Linked DNA regions of Homo sapiens: all the other regions are linked to region 4. Evidence: chromatin contacts called from ENCODE Hi-C or POLR2A ChIA-PET data. All regions are on one chromosome and are shown on one strand. Each heading gives the region's core, a stretch centred on a gene start or an enhancer-like site at or near the end of the contact. The rest is flanking DNA. Distances are from core to core; before and after follow the strand shown. Region 1 holds the start of SMIM30 (small integral membrane protein 30). Region 2 holds the start of WASL-DT (WASL divergent transcript). Region 3 holds the start of DOCK4 (dedicator of cytokinesis 4). Region 4 holds the start of LSM8 (LSM8 homolog, U6 small nuclear RNA associated). Region 5 holds the start of PNPLA8 (patatin like domain 8, phospholipase A2).

Evidence for each region. A loop is a pair of places that touch in the nucleus more often than their neighbours do. ChIA-PET counts read pairs that join two places held with the same protein, here RNA polymerase II (POLR2A). Pooled maps may share reads with other maps.
Region 1: a map of naive thymus-derived CD4-positive, alpha-beta T cell shows a loop between it and region 4 (23-fold over the local background). The contact joins the promoter of SMIM30 here to the promoter of LSM8 in region 4. A Hi-C loop is called at or near these places in 2 of 168 maps with a recorded cell type or tissue (CD4-positive, alpha-beta memory T cell and naive thymus-derived CD4-positive, alpha-beta T cell) and 12 of 50 pooled maps. POLR2A ChIA-PET finds 5 or more read pairs at or near these places in 1 of 52 experiments (T-cell).
Region 2: a loop to region 4 is called in a map of CD8-positive, alpha-beta T cell, with 22 times the contacts of the local background. The contact joins the promoter of WASL-DT here to the promoter of LSM8 in region 4. A Hi-C loop is called at or near these places in 5 of 168 maps with a recorded cell type or tissue (B cell, CD4-positive, alpha-beta memory T cell, CD8-positive, alpha-beta T cell and 1 more), 1 of 37 single-sample maps with no recorded cell type and 9 of 50 pooled maps.
Region 3: a map of CD8-positive, alpha-beta T cell shows a loop between it and region 4 (16-fold over the local background). The contact joins the promoter of DOCK4 here to the promoter of LSM8 in region 4. A Hi-C loop is called at or near these places in 3 of 168 maps with a recorded cell type or tissue (B cell, CD4-positive, alpha-beta memory T cell and CD8-positive, alpha-beta T cell), 1 of 37 single-sample maps with no recorded cell type and 12 of 50 pooled maps.
Region 5: a loop to region 4 is called in a pooled map, with 6 times the contacts of the local background. The contact joins the promoter of PNPLA8 here to the promoter of LSM8 in region 4. A Hi-C loop is called at or near these places in 5 of 50 pooled maps.

Annotation. Positions count from the first base shown.
Region 1 is chr7:113,117,271-113,119,970 of GRCh38, forward strand. It overlaps SMIM30 (small integral membrane protein 30), which reads right to left and starts at 1,284. Exons shown (of 3, transcript NM_001352688.2): 1 at 1,258-1,284; 2 at 798-891; 3 at 1-337. The coding sequence starts at 308. The coding sequence ends at 129. All of the region lies in intron 2 of LOC107986837, which reads left to right. RefSeq lists enhancers at 1,055-1,649, 1,544-1,683.
Region 2 is chr7:123,747,819-123,750,605 of GRCh38, forward strand. It overlaps WASL-DT (WASL divergent transcript), which reads left to right and starts at 1,377. Exons shown (of 1, transcript NR_170281.1): 1 at 1,377-2,787. It overlaps WASL (WASP like actin nucleation promoting factor), which reads right to left and starts at 1,185. Exons shown (of 11, transcript NM_003941.4): 1 at 800-1,185. The coding sequence starts at 916. RefSeq lists enhancers at 106-155, 915-1,569 and silencers at 598-687, 1,148-1,467.
Region 3 is chr7:112,204,921-112,207,722 of GRCh38, forward strand. DOCK4 (dedicator of cytokinesis 4) reads right to left here and starts at 1,479. Exons shown (of 53, transcript NM_001363540.2): 1 at 1,182-1,479. The coding sequence starts at 1,218. ZNF277 (zinc finger protein 277) reads left to right here and starts at 1,775. Exons shown (of 12, transcript NM_021994.3): 1 at 1,775-1,887. The coding sequence starts at 1,797. RefSeq lists a silencer at 1,351-1,700 and an enhancer at 1,871-1,990.
Region 4 is chr7:118,182,723-118,185,422 of GRCh38, forward strand. It overlaps LSM8 (LSM8 homolog, U6 small nuclear RNA associated), which reads left to right and starts at 1,442. Exons shown (of 4, transcript NM_016200.5): 1 at 1,442-1,532. The coding sequence starts at 1,502. It overlaps LOC105375470 (a long non-coding RNA gene), which reads right to left and starts at 1,246. Exons shown (of 4, transcript XR_927904.3): 1 at 1,193-1,246.
Region 5 is chr7:108,524,709-108,527,408 of GRCh38, forward strand. It overlaps PNPLA8 (patatin like domain 8, phospholipase A2), which reads right to left and starts at 1,427. Exons shown (of 11, transcript NM_001256007.3): 1 at 1,321-1,427. LOC124901722 (a long non-coding RNA gene) reads left to right here and starts at 1,767. Exons shown (of 2, transcript XR_007060473.1): 1 at 1,767-2,700. RefSeq lists enhancers at 564-1,524, 1,296-1,415, 1,706-2,045.

The sequences.
Region 1 (2,700 bases), core at 34-2,533, 5.1 Mb before region 4:
AAACAATGAAAAATGTGAAACTCCCTTATTTACTGATTCTTGGAACCTTTCACACACCAAATCTCAGGTTTAGCCTCTAAAGCGCAAAGGTTTTCAGGGTGAGGTTTGACTCAGTAGGCCTTTCAAAGTCACATCTGTCCATTTCTTTTTCGTGCATATACCCCCAAGCAGGCACAAATGCCTGTAATGCTGAGAACCACACCTAACAAAAGGGCGATTGCATCACCGGCTTCTACTGCTTCCACAACAGGCAGCACCAAAAGCAGTGACATGAGGACTAAGGACAACTGTGTTGAAACTGAGGTCATGATGTTGGAATCTTGAGGGCTGAAGGTTCCTAGAAATTAAACATGGAAACAAAAAGGAACCATTAAAAATTCCTCCCTTTTCAAATGACAAAATGAACACATGACAAATAACAGGCCAGCCAATCTTTTGGATACTTTATGAATCATTTCCAATCCATCTCCTCATCTTATAGGTGGAAAAACAGAGGGACGTTAAAGACAGTAATTTGAGGTTCATCTCCCTATCTCGTGATAACACTCTAAACCCAGGAATTTTCCACGATAATGCCAACACCTCGTGCATCAACCAAACAAAAATTGAACAGGAGTTCATAATTAAGAACAAACAGAAAAAAAGCACGAGCCACTAACTTGGAAACTTAAAATATCCTAGTGGGTAAAAATTGTACATTTTCTTAGGGTCTCTCCCATCCAAGAAATGCAGACAAATTTGGCAAAAGTCACACAACATATAACTCTGCGAAGTTGTGGGGAATTAATAAGACTTACCAAAGAAATGGTATATATAGAATTCTATCTGACTTGAAATTTTCCCTTCCTGGAGCTCCGGATGCTGAGATTAAGAGGTTCCACGTGACACGACCTATTATTAGCATGGGGGGTGGGGAGGGGGCGGAGAGAAGGATTTAAAAATTAATTATTATTACTATTATTATTTTAAAGAGGCAGCTAGAGTCAGTGCAGAGCGTGGAGGCCATATGGACGGTAGGGGGATAGGTAATGAGTTGAGAAAAGTCTGTCCAACAGGGAACTAGACTTAAAAGTTGGTCAGTTCACCCACACAAGAAAAGGTAAAAAGAAACAGAACAGAGATAATTTCATTTCAGGACTTGATATTAAGATTTGAAAAAGAATTCGTACTTTGGCCCGGCAAGGTCCAAATTTGCTCCTGTTTTACAAATACACTGGTGCAACCTAAGTATCCTTTGGAGACGAGTTCGTACATTACCTTCTAGGAAGCAGCCATTACAGGAATGGCGAGGAGGGCGGAGTCTCCAAACTACATTTCCCACAATCCCTGCCGCCGCCGACTCCTATGATGCCCCGGCGCGTTCCCCCTATAAGTAGCAGAGGGCGTGACGGTCACGCTCTAGCGGAGGCGAAGAGTCGCGAACGCGCGGGACTTCCTTTCCCTGCCCAACGTTTTACTATTAAATAGATGGTTTCGTGTGTTTATATAAAAGCTCACTTCAAAATAAAAGAAATGATAGCAAGTGTTTTCTACCCTGTTGAGTCTGTAAGGCGCACATGTAATTTTGTCTTTTTCTTCGACTGAAATGACACAGCGGGGAGAGAGAACCCAAGTACAGCCCTCTGTTCCGGGTGCTTTTAAACCAGTGGCTTCCAACGTTTCTGAAGCAGGAAATCTCTGTCACCATCTTCCTAATGAAACATATGCCATTTATTAATTTTTTAGTCAATGGGGAAAAAGCGCGGTTAATAAGACATATCGTAAAAGGTTAAAAAACATTTGTAGTGCAAAATAAAGTTTAGGAAAAATGGGTTTAGCCCTGTTGCAGAAGATCTCTCAGGATTCAGGTCCTAAAGTGACAATCTATTCAGGAGTGCACTGCGGTGATTCCTTCCCACCTATGTTTTTGTGAAACCTCAGCCCCAAATGTCCCTACATATTTGTGAAAAGATGTAAAAATACTGCTTTTAAATCATAAAACAAGAATTAGTTATTTGTATATGTAAGTCGTAACCTTTCTGAAAGGCGCTCTTTCAATTGTCTGCTAATTGTGAACTCCTTACTGAACCTTTCTAGTCATCTGATCTTCTGAACTCTTTCATATTTACTGATTTGAAAATTTATTTGCTATCCTTACATTATAAATTATTAATGATGAGGGTTGGGTGTGAAGCCACCTGCCTGGTCTGAAAGTCCCCTGGTTCAGTCTGTTAGATAATGCAGGTACGTTCAGTTCAATGCCAATAATTAGCATGTATTCTTGTGTTGTCGGTTACCCTTTTTCTTACACGTTCCTAGTCTCTCTAGCAAAGATTTATATTCTTGGCTCCTAACCGGCACCCAGCAGGTGCTCAGTAATGTTGCCTAATAATAATAATGATTTGACTAGATAAATATGCCAACAAGATCTTATGAGAGACCGAGAGGTGCCAAATAAACCAAACCAAGGTGACTAGAAAATTGGAAATCTGAGAATAACTGCACAATAACGTCAGCATTGTTTCTCTAACCTTGATTATTTTAACAAGGTTTTGTTCATTTCATCCTTTGTTTTGAGCTACTTTCGTGCCTTTGTAATCAATTATATTTGGAATAGGAGTTATATTTTTATAGCTTCCAAAATATTCTCTCATATCCTACTGTGAACATTTTGTTTTTCCCTACATGTTTATTTTTCCTTATGTGTTTATTTTAGTTAGC
Region 2 (2,787 bases), core at 127-2,626, 5.6 Mb after region 4:
ACAGCAGAACTGCTCGCTCCCAACCGGCCATCTGGGGTTGGAATTGGCCGCACAGCACCAAACTAAGAATCATTCTCGGCCCCAAAAGCCAAGAGCTACCAGAGATTGAGGTTTCCCTGCGCATGGCTGCGGGGAGAGCAGCACCCCCTCCCACCAATGGGGGGAAAAAAAAAATCAGTGGGAAGGAGAGTAGAAACCAGGCCTAGGCAAGGTTGCTAGAGAAATAAATCTTGTTTCTCTTTAACGAAGAGCAATAACATTTCTTGCACCCTCTCTAATCCGAAGAGAGCCCAGGCTCTTGCACTCGACTTCATTCCCTCCTGGAATCCTAATGGGAGATTAAAAACCACCTTCCTTCCCCGACCTATCCACTCCTCAAACCTGGCATTGTTAAGGAACGTACCCCCAGATCAAGCAGTAAGAGGTGAAGCGAGAGCTAGAACAAGGGCCCAGATTCTAGGACCAAGCGGCTCTTGCAAGAAAATCCCCTTGTGGCCTGAGAATAAAGTTTTAACCAGCAGCAAGGGCGCGGGCCGAGGCCCGGCCAGGCTGGAGGACAGGCCTGCGGAGGTGACACTCCCTTATTCTCCAGCAGCTCGGGAAGGCGGCGCCCGACCGCCACGGCCCGCACCCTGGGAGCAGGGCGAGGGCGCCGACGAGGGGCCGGGGCCGGGGCCGGGGCTGGCGGGAGGCCTGGCCCGCGCCGCTCCCGCCTCCTTCCCCACTCCCACTTCCCGGCCCCCAAGCCCGGGCCCGTGAGGTAATGTCACGGGTGGCGACGCGGGTCTCGTCCACTGACCACACATTTCTTGCCGAGGAAAGTGAAGAGGGACTCGTTCTCCTGCGGGGTGAGCAACAGGGACCCCACGTTGGTGACCCTCCGCGGCGGCGGCGGCTGCTGCTGGACGGAGCTCATGGTTTCGCCGGCGGGGTTGGGAGTCCAGGGCCGTCTCCTCCGGCGAGTGGGCGAGAGCTCGTTCCCCCTCTCGGTGACAGGGGCGGGGAGAAGTGGAGTCAGAGGCGCCACATCTCGCAGCTCCTCCGGAGCGGGGAGGAGGACGAGGTCGAGGGAAGCAGGCGCTGACGGCGAGCCACCTTCGCGCCGCGCTGAGAAAGGGAAGCTCCCGGCACCCGCCCGGCCAGGCTAGGGCCGGATGGTCGTTGTCCTCGCACTCCGGCGACTGCGCTAAACTCCCAACTCCTCCCCCAACCCTCCCGCAGCGGCGGCGGCGGCCGCACAATCCAACATGGCAGCGGGGGCGGGCGAGACCACAGGACGGAGGGCGCGGGGGAGCGCGCCGGAAACGCGCGGCTGCGGCCCGGGAGAAACCCCCCCACTCGGCGGCGGGCCTCGCGGCGCGGGCCCGAAGCCACGCCCCCTTCCGGCCGAGGCGCGGACCGCGCGGAGCTAAGTGGAATCCCGGTTGGCTTGGGGCGCAGGCTTCCAACTTCGTACTCTGGCCTCTGGCGTCTCGGCTCGTCGGTTGGGTACCCGAACCCAGCTACTGCTGCTTGAAGAGAAGATGGATGGGGACTCCTCGCCGTCGCTGCGCCGCCGGCCTTCCCTGGGCGGACGTACACCTTTGCGAAGCGTCAGTGAGGACCCAGGGCCCCTCCTTGGAATAGCTCTTATTTCTCAAGCGCTGCAGCGTGAAGCTCGCTCTGCGGGTCCGAGAGGCCTGCGATCTGAAGACTGAAAACTGGGAAGAGACGCTCTACCCTGTGCTCCTCGCCGGCTTCGATAGGAGCCGCAGGTGCCTGGGATTTTCTCAAACTTTGTCCCAAACTTCAGCTGTGGGAGTGGAGGAACAAACAGGCCTCTCCCAGAATTGTGAAAGAGATCGCCCTGGTGGATGAAACAAAAACAAATGCACTTGACTTCCACCGCCTGCCTGGCGTGTCACGCGGGTTTAATGTATGTGTCACATTTAAATTCAAAGTATTTTCTTCTAAGGGCCTGGACACATTTCTTTTCTCCCTGTATCGTGAATTGGAAAATACCTTAGGATATTAAAAGTTATCTAAGATAACCCCCTTTCTTCTGTAAGTTAAATACTAAACGGCTTAAGACGAAATTTTGGAATATAGAGATGATGATGCAGACTGCAGTGAATTATCAAATATGCATCTCACTGTTCTCCACATTAAACATATTTTTGTTGCGTAAATTCATGTTAAGACGTCTATAACAATTACACTTTGGTAAAATTGTTGGATGTTAACATCTCTGATAGCTCCCAATAGAAATCTCTGATGTACTAACCAGACTGGTAAACCATTATCATGCACTTTGAAAATATAATAAAATATTATAATTAAAGCTGCCATTAATGAAATAGGCTGAGCAACAATAAATTTACAAAGGAAAATAAAAGTGGATAGCCTTGGGAGTTCTCACATAAAATATGGAGATTTCAAAGTTAAACTTGATTAATTATGTTAGGGTAAAAAGTGAATTAAAGCAACAGGACTATTTATAAAATAATTAGATTTAGAAAGCAGTCGTAGAAATATAAGCCTGGAGTTGCCTCTGAATTACATATTTAACAAACCTAGAAGCTAAATCAGTTTGTCTTTTATCAAAACTGCAACTCCTCTAAGTTGAAAGCACAGTGACAAGAGAAAGCATTACAAATTCTTGAGAAATAATAGAAATTAAAGCTCTTTTCAAACCTGTGAACAAGTATAGTACCAGAAGTATAAGATTCAGATAGGCCCAAGTTGTAGTTCTTGTTATGAGTCTTACAACCCTATGGACTTTGGACAAATTACTTCTCTGCGTCTGTT
Region 3 (2,802 bases), core at 229-2,728, 6.0 Mb before region 4:
TCGGCAGAACAGGGCATTATAGGAAATAAAGAGTGTTAGTAAAATCCATAATGCTTTCTGTTAGACCTTCTGGGAGGTTATAATTGCATTTGGCCGGCTGCAGCCTTGTCGGAGAGCCTGGCTTCTTAATAGTCTCAACCCTAAAAGGAGTAACTGTCAAGGGGCGACCCAGCTGAAATCAAACAACAAAAACGGGAACTGTAACCCGCCTGAAATGGGAGGAGGAAAAGGAAGGGAGACTCCTGTATTCATCAGTCAACATTAATGTCCTTTGTTGTTCACCTTTACACAGAACAGCGAGAGCTATCCTGTTCCTTTTTCTCCGAACGCCAGTGTCAGGGTATGCTTTCCTAAAAGCTATCTCCCTGCCCCCAAGAACCAGGCTTTCCGATCCCCCTCCCCATTTATCACTCAGCAGCCCTGTACCGCCACACCGCCCCCACTGCGCTCACCCGGGGTCGAGAGGGTGGCCAGAAGTAAAAACACTGCTGAAATACCCGTTCTTCTCCAAAGACCAAAGAACCGAGCGGCGCAGATGTTGAAATTTACCAATGCCCCCGCCCCGCAACATACACACCCCATAAATCCGGGATCGCAGAGAGGGAGGAGGGTCAGAGAGGGCTCAGCTTGTCAGAGCGGCTCTCTCCAGGACCCTGCCACATTCCACACTCCGGGAATGTCGATCCGAGCCAGAGGGAAGGGTTTGCGCCTCCCTACTGTTTTGGGGGTGTTCTCTCTGCCCGAGTGTTGTTGTCTCCCTCTCCACCCAGAGGAACCGTTGCAGCTCCCTGTCGCTTTGGGGAAGAAGGGTAAGGAAGGAGAGAAACCCCATTCGCCTCCTCTTCCAACTTGACACACACACACACACACACACACACGCCCAGTCGCCACTCCAAACTCCGCAGGCAGAGCCCGAAGCTAGCGGGCCGGCCGCGCGCTCCCCCAAGCTGTCCCGGCGCTTCGGGAACCAGTGCGGGGCGCGCCGAGCAGGCGGTGCGGGGCGAGAGCCTGGTGCGCAGCCCTCTGCCTGGAGCTGGCTCGGCAAAGCCCCGTACCAGCTGCGCGATGCCAGGATTAGGCATTTTCAACCGGGCGGAGCGAGAGGGGCGCGGGGGCAAGGACGAGAAATGCGCACTCGCTCGGGCCAGAGCAGAATAAAAGTTCGCCCCGCGGAGACTCACCCACGCCGTATTTCTCGTGCTCCGTAGGTATCCACATGGCTAAAGGGGCTCCGGGGTCTTCAGGCTTTGTAATCCCCGCGCCCCTTCTCCGGCTCACAACAATGCACAGTCCCCGAGCAGCGCTGCAGTGCCGGAGCCCAGCGGCTTCGCGCGGGCTGCGGGCGCTGGGCAGGATCTGCGCTGGAGGCTCCCGAGCCCAGCGTTGACACTGCGCCGCCCGCAGCTCTCCCGGCGGCGGCTGCTCACAGTCCTCCGACGCGCTCCCGGGTACCCGGCGGCGCAGTCATTGTTCTGATTCACTGAACTAAGCGAACACGCCGGGGCACTCTCCGGCGCACCCCCGCCCGCCAGCGCCTAGTCCAGCCCTCCCGTCCCAGGGCCCCGCAGCACGCTGGGAATTGTAGTTCTTGGCCTCCCCATCCCGGAAGTGGGCGCGGCAAATGTGGTTCGGGGCGGGGATTCAGTTTTACTGATTGCGTCCTATTGGTCCAGAGCGCGGCGTAGGTGTGGAGAAAACATTACGTCGACGGGGAGTTCGCCTCCAGTAGCGTTTCTACTGGTGCCACCCCGCCTCCGACCCGCCCTGCGGCCCTCCCTTTTCTTTTCTGCCGGGTAATGGCTGCTTCCAAGACCCAGGGGGCTGTCGCCCGAATGCAGGAAGACCGTGATGGGAGCTGCAGCACAGTCGGGGGTGTAGGTTATGGGGGTGAGTACGGTGCCCCGGAGGCGCGGCTGATGTGTCTTCCTTTCTCTATGACCGGGTGTGCAACGGACCTCTGGTCTGACCCTAGGAGCCCTTCAGCTCTGGGGCCACCTGGGTTCGACTGGGCCCCACGGGTGGTGGCCCAGCGGGATGGGTTGGAGCCGGTGGCGGCTACTTGGTTGGGGCTGCCCGGGGATGGCGGAGAAAATGCCATGGGATGGCGGAGAAAATGCCATGGAATGGCCTTCCCCTCCGCCGGGGAAGCTCCCTGAGCGTTTGTCTTCTGGTTTGGAGCTCCCAGCTTTGAGCTAGCTGCTGAGTGGGTTTGGTTCAGATCTGGTTCGCGCGCGTGTGTTTATAATTTTGGGATTAGCAGCTCTTTCTCCTCACCAGTACACTGCCTTGGTTTGCTTGGTTTGACCTCGCAGGTGTGTTTTATTTAGCTTCCGGAGTATTTCCAGTCGCAGACTGGTGGTCACTGCTCTCCACTCTACAGATTTGCCCAGTTTGTGGCTGAGGTGACCTCTGAAGGGAAAGTGTGTGTATCTCACAACCTCCCTGTAGATGGTTAACTGCTCTGGGTGTTCTTCAGATTTGTATGTGGAGCCTGAGAGATCTTCCCAGTCTCTGGGTCCTTAGAGAAAGAAAAGGAAAGTGATAGATAATTTGCACTCGTGGCTTCAAAGAACATTTGAAAAGAGTTTTGAAAACCATCACAACTTTGGCTGTACCTGACTTTCAGGTTGTCCTCTGATCCACTGTAGGAATAAAAAACCAAATTTTGAAAGCTGCAGGTGGATTGTGTTTAGGACTCTTTTACCTTTAGTCTATCCCTCCCCCATTCCCCCCACCCCATTTTTGTCTTGATGTGTAATTTAGCACAAGTTGTCTTTTTCTGATGAACATGGTTTGGGGCTT
Region 4 (2,700 bases), core at 192-2,691:
AGAGTAGCTGGGGTTACAGGAACCCACCAACATGCCCAGCAATTTCTTTTTTTAACAAAACTCCTAACACCTCGTTAATCATTAATTAGTCTTTGGGTTTTGGTTCAACACCTAACATTTGCAAATCACACAATTATCTTTGTTCTTTCATTAGCGGAAGACACTTTCATTTGTTACCCTGAGAATATGAGACATTCACAATCTAATTCCTGACTACATTTGATTTCAAACAGATAGGAATAAGTTCCAGAATATAAAATATTAACTATTTGGGAGTATCTTGTGGGTATGCTCTAATTAAGAAATGCTTCCTTTTCCGAGGAAAACTGCTGACATTGCAAGAGTTATTACAAAGCCACAAATCTTAAGAAAATACATGTTTAACTGAAATTATAAAGATATTTTGCAAAAAAGGGAAATCGCTCCTGCTGGTGTTTTGTGTATAAATCTCTTTCTAACTTCAAGCTCTCTCAAGTTAGGGCAACAGTAAATGAAGTGGGAACAGTATCGCATTGGGAAATATCTGAAATGATACCTATGGGACTATCTAACGAAACTGAGGCCCAGAAGAATTGAAGTGACCTGTGCAATGACACCAATTTGTTAGCAGAGCCAAGATTAGAACCAAGTTTGGTGCCTTCCTGCATCCTTCCTGCATCGGTCCTTTCTCGGTGCTGCAGCAGCCTTTTACTTACTAATTTCACCCTGAAGAAAGGTAGACCATCCTGGCGTGGCAGAAGCGTGGACATTCGTTTTCTAAGGGATGGTCACACACCTTTGCCTATTTGCATTTAGTTTCTTTAAAAAGTAAAAACACCTCCATTTTGGAACACTTTTAGAGACAAAAGCAGAACATACGAAAGTGTATTTCACTGCTGAGTTCTTAAGAGGCGTACACCGTGTGGTTATAACGTGCGCAACTCTGTCCCGGGCAACTGAACTTATTTTTAGCGTTATTTTCGGCTTCTGCTGCAGAAAACTAGGGATTCAACTACCCGCACCTACGTTTCACACAACAGCACTCGTCTCTCTCCTTCACTCCTAATAAAAACACCTTACTTCGTTTATTCCTGCCTGCTCTACCTCGTCTCAACATTTTCTCTTGTTAACTTCCACCACACTGCCTTTTACTCGGATTGGAAACCCACTCTCCCCCAACTTCTGTCTCATACCCCCAACTTCTGTCTCATACCCCCAACTTCAGGAAGCGTCTTCCTTTTTTCCGCCTCTCGTTCGCTTTTGTCTTACGAGGCTTCCGGAACACGGCCCAGAATTACAGAGAAAACACACTGCGCACGCGCACTCTCTCGTCACCGCTGTGCGGCTTCTGTTTGGTTGGCCAGTTCGTCCCAATTTCCGACTCACAGGGCTGCGGAGCAGCAACTCTCACGATATTTGCTGCGACCCGCAGGCGCTATCCGCTGCCGGGTTCTGGCGCGCCCTTTCAGTTCTGCTTGCTGTCGGCACCGCTGCGTTACCCGGAACCGCCGGGCCGAACAGCATGACGTCCGCTTTGGAGAACTACATCAACCGTATCCTCAAGCTGGCCGCCGCGGGCGTGAGCCGGGGTCGCGGAGAGGCCGCGGTCGGGGATCGGTGGGAGGTTGGGAGGCCTGGCCTCGGCGGGATCCTGGGGGCGGGCGAGGAGATGAGGGCCCCGGAACGACCCAGAGTTCGCCGGCGGCGCCTCGAGCCTTCCCGCTGCTGCGGGCCCAGGGGTCCTTTCCATTTTGCCTGCAAAACCCAAATAAAAACCCAGTGTGATTATTCCGAACTTTTCTGTCTTAAAAAAAATGTACGCTCTTGATTCTTACTTACTATTTCCCTATGGCATAAGTGTTAAAGTTTGTGAATAAGATGAACAGTCGTCCTGGCGGCGACAACAGTTTTGCAAATCTTTGTACTTGTTTTATTCACATAATTTGCTCGTTCGAGGATAGCAAAAAGTTTAACGATGGTTCACAGACTGTTTCTGTCCCTTTACCACTTGAAGTCCCAACTTGTTGGTAGAATGAAAAAAAATGGTTGCTGTTGTAATGGATTATAGTGAGGAGCAAGTAACAACCCCATGGGAAGTCTTAAAATAGACTTTACAAGTGTTACCGTTTTAAAGTCTTAGGACAAAAACACTACGTTAAGCTCAGGTACAAACTGGGTGACAAAAATTAAATACCGAATGCTTTTAATGATGCGTTATTGGTACCCTGTGACACTGCTTATATAGTTTCTTTACTTTTGAATTACAGAAGCCTGTCCTGGAAGACAGTTTTTTAACATGCTGGAAAATCGTCCAACATCGATTAATTTAGTACTCATCCACTTTTCATTTTAGAAATAAACAGGCCTAAGAAACGAAATATCCTGCCTGAAATAATAGATTGGTAACCTTCCTAGTAGAAAAGTGTCAAAAATCCAGGATATTTTGAGATAAGATACACCGATCACATACAGAAAGAGGTTTTCTTTTTCTATTTTTTCCCTTTTTTAATCATGTAATTATCACAAAGACAAAAACAGAAGCTTTTTTTAAGTTTTTTTTTTTTTTTCTTTTTTTGAGTCGAGGGTCTCACTCTGTTGCCCAGGCTGGAGTGCAGTGGCTTGATCATGGCTCAATGCAACCTTGAACTCCTGAGCCCAAGCAATCCTCCTGCCTCTGCCTCTGCCTCCTGAGTAGCTGGGACTATAGGTCACCAGGCCAGG
Region 5 (2,700 bases), core at 177-2,676, 9.7 Mb before region 4:
ACTCGGGAGGCTGAAGCAAGAGAATCGTTTGAACCTTGCAGTGAGTCGAGATCGCACCAAGGCACTCCAGCCTGGGCGACAGAGAGAGACTCCCAACAACAACAAAAAATGGCAGGACAGGAAGGTGTCTATGGCTCAGCATTCTAACTCTGACCTTTTTACAAATATATATTCCATGAGTGAAGCAATATGCAGCTTCAGCACAACCCCTCTAACTGGGGTAAAAAAAAACAACTCAAAGTACAGGCTGTTCTTGTAACAACTTTGCATGTGAAACAAGTGAATAGCTAAACTAGTGAAACTGGCCCTTTCATTCAACATCACTCATTAAAAGGGCGTTTACAAGATTTTAATTTAGTCCTGATATAGAAATAAAAAAAGAGATCAACATTAAGAAAAAGTTGATTATAATTACGAAATAAAAACATGTTCTTATATTGAAAGGACAACTAATTTGCATAAGCAATTTAACAAAATAGCTAAAATGGGCTTGATACAACTGCCTCACAAGGCATAAGCTCTTAATGTTTCACTGTTTAACAGCATTTTCTTAATACACTGAAACATTTGTCATTTTTGAACTCTCAGAAATTAGGACTGCAGAACCAGGATACAACTGTTTTGGAATTGAAAACAGTATTTTAAGCAGGATTATATGATAGTCCCTTATGTCACAACTCTCCTGAGTTTTTCCTATGAGTCACCATTTTAAAGTTATCATTGTATTAGGCGTGGAAAGCAGGTTCCTTCCAGCACAATGATAGAAATGACACAGGGATAGGAAGCACTGCAACACAGTGATTCATACACCTTATCCACTTAAGCAACAGCGGTCAAGGATAGAATCAAATGTGGATGGGGTCAGAAAGAGATTACTGACAAAAAATATCAGGCAGTAGAATCACCAGGTGCACACTGACAGTCGAGAATGATGTAGACTAGGGAAACCCTCCTGAGAGTGACCAGTTAACTACTGGAGAACACTACAGTCCAGGGGAAGGCAGACAGACTCTGGAAAATTGAGGAGGGAGTCGTGGGGATGGGACAGGGGGAGCAGGGCGGGACCTGCGAAACCAAATACGGTTTGCGCTTCTGGGGCAGCAAAGCCCACGGGGGCGGAGGGCGCCGAGTACCAATGAGCTCCAGGACCTGCGGGCTCCTTCCAGCGCCAGCTCCTCCCCAAAGCCTGGCGTGTCCCCACCCTCTCGCTCGGGAAGTGCCCTCCAAAGAAAGAAAGGACGACCCGGAGCGCCGGACAAGGGTCCAGAACGATCAACCAGCCTCCTATCGTCCCGCCCCTGTCCCCTCGCGGCTACTTACCGGGATGCAGGCCGCAGTCACTAGGGCTGCAGCGGCGACTCGCTCGTTCCCGGCAATGACGTCCACTCCAACCGGCCTGCATCAGCTGAGCTTCCAACACAAACACTGGCGCAGCAGCTAGGTCGCCACCCACTCAGCCCCGCCCCGCTCCGCCCCCAGCGGAAGTGACGCGCTAGAAGTTTGGGTCTACCCGCGGGCCGGGGTGAGGATTTTCCGCCTCGCTCAGGCCTCTGCCTCCTTGTCAATCTCCGTTCCTCCCCCGCCCCGAGATATGCGCAATAGAGCATGACGGAGCGCAAGGCGGGAAGCCGCGACAGACGTGTGTGCGTGCGTGCGTGCGTGCGTGATGCGCGAGGCGTGGCTTGCTGGTGGGGCGTGCTGTGCCTTGGTTGGTTGCCGGGTGTGAGAGCGGTGGGACTTCGTTTTGCCTTCCTGGGCGGGACCTCGGAGCAGTGTCCTGGTTTGCTTGTTTGCGGGCCGCTATTCCCTTTCAGCAGAGATAAGCCTCCCTCTCCGCGTCCCTGAAGCCCCTGCCTGCGCTGAGTTCCTTGGAGCTGGGGGCTGCGATACCAGTCTCTTGGAGGGTGGTGCCCGGCGCGGCCGCGCCCCTTTCTCTATATCCATTCCTGGGCATGGCCACCCAGACTAAATGTCACTCAAAAGCGAGTTGACATATATTACTGTATTGGAAGTTAGCATAAACCGCCCCACAAATGGTCCCACACGTAACACATCTTTTTAAAATTGTGGCATTTCATACGTACCACAGGGGCAAACTACAGCCCTCAGGGCAAATCCAGCCCACCGCAGGTTCTGCTGTACTAGGAGCTAAAAATGGGTTTCACATTTTTCAAAGGTTAAAAAAAAAGTTTTGCGACAGATGACAATTATATGACATTCATATTTGTGTCTGCTTTTTAAAGTTTCATTAGAACATAGCTTTGCATTCCTATACATGCTGTTAATTAAAGCTTTTATACTACAATAGCGAATTTGGGTAGTTGCAATAGCCCCTTACCCTCTTGAAGTGACCTTGCAATTACGTTGAGGTCGGGAAAACAGATCAGTTTCAACTAGTTATCAACCTCAAAATGTTATCAAGACTTATACTGTACTCTCAAGGCTTACCCACTACCCATGGGTATGTATGCTTTAGCCCCCTGTAAGGTTATTGTAAAGTCCTTAAGGAAGGGGATTCTTTGACCTGTCAAATGTAGTGGATGTTACCCTGATAGTTGTGTTGTTTTGATTTTTTTAAATCAAGGAGGGAAAGCCAGCTTGCTATGTTCTTGGGACACAGTGTCTGGATTATGTACATCATAATGCCTGGTAAACCCCAGCAGTGGATAAGCCAGACATGTTATTTAGCTACAGGAGAGT